2 separate regions of the Homo sapiens genome follow, and region 2 is linked to region 1. Evidence: chromatin contacts called from ENCODE Hi-C or POLR2A ChIA-PET data. All regions are on one chromosome and are shown on one strand. The core of a region is the stretch at or near the end of the contact, and the rest is flanking DNA. Distances in the headings are between cores, read along the strand shown. Region 1 overlaps MOB3B (MOB kinase activator 3B). Region 2 overlaps MOB3B (MOB kinase activator 3B).

What was found. Hi-C counts contacts between places; a loop is a spot of excess contacts on that map. ChIA-PET counts read pairs that join two places held with the same protein, here RNA polymerase II (POLR2A). Pooled maps may share reads with other maps.
Region 2: a map of dorsolateral prefrontal cortex shows a loop between it and region 1 (2.6-fold over the local background). The contact joins two enhancer-like sites. A Hi-C loop is called at or near these places in 12 of 168 maps with a recorded cell type or tissue (Caco-2, OCI-LY7, PC-3 and 9 more) and 11 of 50 pooled maps. POLR2A ChIA-PET finds 5 or more read pairs at or near these places in 5 of 52 experiments (B cell, HEK293, MCF 10A and 2 more).

What each region holds. Positions count from the first base shown.
Region 1 is chr9:27,331,762-27,334,728 of GRCh38, reverse strand. The region is part of intron 3 of MOB3B (MOB kinase activator 3B); the gene reads left to right. Among named protein-coding and RNA genes, the nearest start is that of EQTN, 36 kb to the right of the region's middle. Within about 2 kb of position 1,373, at least 3 of the 41 ENCODE cell types and tissues checked have a DNase peak (open chromatin) inside an H3K27ac peak, as active enhancers do; they include dorsolateral prefrontal cortex, where a contact is called at or near this core.
Region 2 is chr9:27,425,256-27,428,222 of GRCh38, reverse strand. All of the region lies in intron 2 of MOB3B (MOB kinase activator 3B), which reads left to right. Among named protein-coding and RNA genes, the nearest start is that of IFNK, 98 kb to the left of the region's middle. Within about 2 kb of position 1,407, at least 6 of the 41 ENCODE cell types and tissues checked have a DNase peak (open chromatin) inside an H3K27ac peak, as active enhancers do; they include dorsolateral prefrontal cortex, where a contact is called at or near this core.

The DNA of each region.
Region 1 (2,967 bases), core at 124-2,623:
TGTGACTTGGAATAAGTCATTTTACTTCTCTGGATCATTATTCCCTATCCTCCACTGACTACCAGTTATAAAAATGGGTACACTGAGGTTAGACTAAGATTTGACACTTAGAGTTCACGGAAGTTTGTTCAATGGCTATCAAGAACTTCTTCCAACTGCTAACAAGTACATAAAGAAGATTTAAATTTAAAAAGTGTTTAGATCAGAACAGAAAAAATTGAGTATCTTATGTAAAAGACAGGCTGATTTCATCCACCCCCACCGTCCCCACAAAAACTAGGCAAATGTCATTTTAACTTCATTTCTAAAGTGAAATATGATTTCAGATTGGAGTCTCTGTCTACTTTCCTTTTTGTTTTTTAAATAACCGGTCTTGTTTTCTTAGAAAAAAATTCATGCATATCAAAAATATCTAAAACTTCAGACTCCGCAAAGGACAAAAAAATTAGAAACAGAAAACATACACAATTGTATTCACCCAAAGATAAATTTATCATGTTGGACCCATATTTTTCTTTATATTTTTTCTCAAAATAACTGGATCAAACCATACATCCTGTTATACAATTTGAATAAAATATGCATCATACATTAATATACTAAAAAATATTAATGTTCTTCTCAGATTCAGGCAAAAATGAAATGATGAATTCCAATGTGATAGAATGCAAATGTGTGCAAAGTGATGGAGATACCCAAGAAAGGAGCTGACAATTGCATCTTAAAGGATGTCAAAATTTGCCAGGCAGAGAAGGGCAGAAAATATTTACCAGATATAAGAAAGAAACCACTAGAAACTGGCCAGTTGGAGACCTGGAGAAGTCTAGTTTGCCTGGCTGGTGTGGTGAGTGGGAGGGAATTCAGCAGGAGGTGAGCAGGGGGCGATGGGTCCTCTTTCTTTGACAGGCTTCAGAGGATGGAATTTGTTTTGTTGACAGTGGAGAACCAGGGACTTCATAGAATCAATTACTGCTTTATTTTAAAACAAATGAAACCGAGTGACCACAACCAAGATTCTACTTTGATCTTCTGTTAAAAACACATTTTGAAAAATTCAGGTGTTTTTGAAAATCTTCATATACAAGCCAAGCACAGTCACCAGGAACTTTCTCAGAAGCTTCTCATCACCTCAGCGGAAGCCTTTTAATACACGTTTTGGAGTTCTTTAGTGGCCTGCCTTAATACACAGGGCATTCAGTAACTCCAGCAATGGCAAATTCATTGTAAAGAGCACCCTGGGTAGAAGCTATTTTGGCCACACTCTCAGAGAGGAAGGAATGTGTTTGGCCCTGCTAGCCTGCGGGAGGGCTCTGATGAAGAAAGCGATGGAACCTAGCATTGCCATTTGTTTATTTAAACGAGTTTTTTTTTTTAACAGCTCATTGGCTCCACCCAGTGGGCAAGTGCTAGAATACAGCTTGCAGAGTCTTGCAGAGCTTTGAAGGATGGATCCAACTCAAATGTCTTTCCTGATGTTTCTGATCTGCTATTTCAACCATACATTCCCTTTATGAATTTAAGAGGCATCCCAGGAAACAGTTTTTATCCTGCATCTCAGTGACCTTGAATAAGTACCCTGTCCTCTCTGAAACTGTTACTCTGCTACTTAAAAAAAAACTCTGCCATATTTCTAGTGTCCATACTCTCTCAGTGGCATAATTGTTCTAGTATTTGCCCATTGTACCTATAATTCAAACTGGCATCAGTCTGGATAAAGAAAAAAATCTGGCATTTTGAAAATTCATGAATGACTGCAACCACCTATAATTATATATGTCAATTAATATATGCCAGTATTATCCGATTGCATATTCATAAGACTATCTTAGAGGCTTTAACCTACAATCACATGGTGTAGTAGAAAGAGCAAGCCTTTGCGGTCAGATAGACCTGAGTTTAAACCGTAGACCTGCAGCTTTCTATGTGACCTGGTAAGGTACTCTCCTTCCCTGAGGGTTTTTCCTCATCAATACAGTAGAGATGGCAAATCTTACTTCACAAAGTATAATATCTGTATAGCAGTAGACACTGGGACTGGCAAACAGCAGGCCTCTGTTTAATAAAAGCAGCGGTTACTGTTGAGCATTCTGTACCTTACCCATTTACCTTGAGCAAATAGCTTCTGCTCTGAAACTGGGATTCTTCCTCTGTCCATTGGAGGTCATAGTTCCCTGTCTTAGAGTTATACAGATGCAATGGTATAACCACCCCAAAGCACCTGGCATCTTATAGATATTTAACTATAGCTAGCTTCTTTCTTTTCAAAAGTACAGACCTATTGCAAATAATTAAGTTATAAAGCTAAAATTCTGTTTATCCCATGAACACACTTTCTCTCTCCCTACTTCTCTTTCTGTCTCTCTCAAACACACACACACATGCTCTTGTTGTATTCCCATCTTGTTTTCCTTGTCTGTGTCATCAAGAGTTAAGCCAAAAGCTGGGTGCAGTGGTTCACACCTGTAATCCCAGCACTTTGGGAGGCCAAGATGGGTAATGCTTGAGCTCAGGAGTCTGAGACCAACCAGGGCAACATGGTGAAATCCTGTCTATACAACAAACTTAAAAACTAGCCAGGTGTGGTGTTGTGTGCCTATAGTCCCAGCTACTCAGGAGTCTGAGGTGGGTGGATAGCTTGAGCCCGAGTGGTTGAGGCTGCAGTGAGCTGTTGCCACTGCACTCCAGCCTGGGCAACAGCAAGATCCTGTCGAAAAAATTAAAAATTGAAAAAATTAGATATACACATAGATTTGTAACTTCCTGTATTAATAATTATAGAGATGCAAAAGTGCCTAGATTCTGCCTTGTCTATTGTTATTTCTTTAACCAGCACATCTGTATGGTTTTCGAATAGAACGCTTCTCTGAACACCTTGGCACTCCCACACTCAGTCTCCTTTTTCTCGATGTTTCCTATTATATAAGGTGTGGCAGTCCAGGTCAGTATGCAAGAGATGTAGTAGCTGCA
Region 2 (2,967 bases), core at 158-2,657, 93 kb before region 1:
AGCTCCTTGATCACAAGGACATTATTTTTTCATCACCATGTTGTTTTGATATGCCTAGTCCATAGCAGCCCCTCAGTAAATAGCTGCTGAATGCATGGATAGCCTGTAATAAACATGTAGACCAAACATTCAGCTTGCAGTGGCTGCTGTTAGAGAAGGGATTATGCCTAAAGTGTGACCCAGGAGGTACTAAACTGGAACAAACTGGGGATGGAAGTAGGTTGGTCACCGCTCAGTGAAACCAGAAGTATTGGGTTGGGTTCAGGCTAGGTAGCCAGGCCCACAGGTGTAAAAACCAACTTAATAGGCAAGATAGGGCCAGGTGGGCTTGGTTGGAGGGACTGCTGGAGAGCCTGACCTAGGAGGGAGGGAAGCAAAGGCCTCACCAAAGAGGCAGAAGAGAGGATAAGGAAACCTCTGTGAGGGCTCCTGAAGGGCATGATGGGAAATAAATTTGAACAGGAAGACTGAAATTCCAAAGGCATTCATTTCCCATTCAGTATTGAAACACAGATTCCAACTAGATCAAAGACAAGGCAAAAAATATGAATAGAATCTTTATTGTTCTGCACATTCCTTTTTTTTATTTGAACTAGGGGAAGATGAGCCACAAAAAAACAATGGAGTAAATCCATCTCTCGAGTTTGTTAGAAAATCTGAGATTTATTAGTGCCTTCTATGTACCTACTTATCCCAGAGGCATGACTACCTGGGCTGACATTAAGGCACTACTAGAGTAACTGGAGCAGAGAGGTGGCTGCATATGAAAAGCTTTTCCTTGTCCTTGCAGACATCTCTCTTCAAACCAGTCACTCTGAAAGAATGTTTGACGTTAGCCACATGGGAATTGTCTGGCAGGTGACGTGGTTCATGCCTGCTTGCATTTCTTTTTCCCTTGGAGGTAACCAGATGCTCTTTGGGAATGCTTGCACATTTGGGCTATATCAGTTCCTGAAGTTTCTCCTTTTGTTGAACATAAAGTCTATGGGTTGTACTAAGGAGGCTTAGCCCTGGCCTTCTGGTGGGTGGGAAAAAAAATGGAACTAGCACTGCTTTAGGTCTGCATCAAGGTGCCCTGAACTCTGATGCAGGTAGGCAGGAAGTCAAGCCTTGGAGGCATTTTTCACTCCCTGCCCTGGAATTCTGGGATCTGCTTTCAGGAGAGCATGTAGCCCTTGCTCTGCCTTTGCTCATGGCAAACTTGGATGTTCTCTTCCTAAATTGGCACCTAGAATAATCCAGTGTGTGCTTGCAGATTCATCTTGCCCACACAAGCATGGGATTCTGCAAGAAAAATCAAGCATCCCGCCTATTCCATTACCCTCCATCTCTCTGTACTTGTCATGAACTCTGAGAGCTTGCTTTTAAGCACATGGGGGTGGAGGTGGGAGGCGGGGATTATTCTGACTGAAACCAGTCCTCCAAGTCTAGGCAGTAGGAGGCTGCAGAAAAGGAAATAGTGCAAGCCTGGGAAGTGAGTCTTGGGGGAACCTAGAGGATCTCATTATTTTCCCCTTGGATTCTGAGTCGGGCAGGGGGGGACAGTGTCATGTATTATTCTGAGATTAGATATCAGCTGAGCCTGGACTCCTTTGAAGAAGCAGCAGCTGCTTCTAGGCATGAGGTAGAGCTCTGACAGGCAATGGCCATGACGCTCTGGAGCGAGCTTCAGAAATCCCTGCAGGGGTAGCATTGTGTGCCCAAACAAAAGATTCACTTCACAGTAGCTTGGTCACCTGCCTGGACCTCTGTGTGCATAAGCTTTGCCAATACACATGATATCTCAACTGATGCAGGCTTGAAAAACAGTGTATGTCCCCTAGACCTCTCCCTGCACCCCAACACTATACCTTCCTGTTCTGCTCATGCCAAGCAAAAATGAAAACAAAACAAAACGTATAACCCCTTTCCTTCCTATTTGGTGCTTGTAACTGAGAAAATTAGGTTTGAGTAACACTCAATGTACATGACTTTATTTATACCAAGTTAAACAAATTAAGAGTGTGGGCTCTGGTATCAACACAGGATAGGTTGGAATCCCAGTTTTGCCACTTCCTGGCTTACTAAGTCTCTGTGTCCTCATAGGTAAAATGGGGGATAACAGTAGCACTTACCTCCTAAGATTTACTGAGAGGATGAAATGAAACCATATATTTAAAGGCTTAGCTGTGGTAAGCACTGTGTAAATATTCAACTCCTCCTGCTTTTCCATAAAGAAACAGAGCACCCTCCTCCTTCTGCTGGGTGAATCAGGGCTATTTCGTCTAACGTCTAATGGATAAGTCAGTTTGCCGTCACTCTTCCTTCCTTACCTATGACTTTTCCAGTCCCTCATTTCAGGCCCTTTGTGGTTTGATTGATGAAAAGATGGTAGAATGTAAGCTTGAAATACATTGTTTGGAAATACCTTGGGGAGGGGGATGCTAGGAAAAGGGAAAGGAAGAGAAGGCTGACAAAAGAGCCTCATGCCTTCTAATGAACACACTGAACCCTTGACCCCTTTTAGACATAAGCCCACTGCATTGGACTTTGGGTTATAAATATAGGACTACAATCCATTATTCTGAAGTCTAGAAAAAGCCTGAAAACCATGAGTGTTTTCATCTGCATGAAACTATTTGTATTCTTTATTTATCTAACTTAATATGAACATTCATGTTTCCCTGAAAAGGTATTAATGTGCTTGATTCCAAGGTGCTGCCCCAGGCTCTGCTGGGGGTGTTATGTAATGGGTACTATATGTATCACAGCACCATTCTGAATTCTGAGAAATCCTGAATTTTAGAAACAGATCTGCCCCCAGTGACTTTGTTTTTTTGTTGTTGTTGTTTTGTTTTTTTTTTTTTTTTGAGACAGTTTTGCTCTTGTTGCCCAGGCTGGAGTGCAATGGCGCGCTCTCGGCTCACCGCAACCTCCGCCTCCTGGGTTCAAGCGATTCTCCTGCCTCAGCCTCCCGAGTAGCTGGGA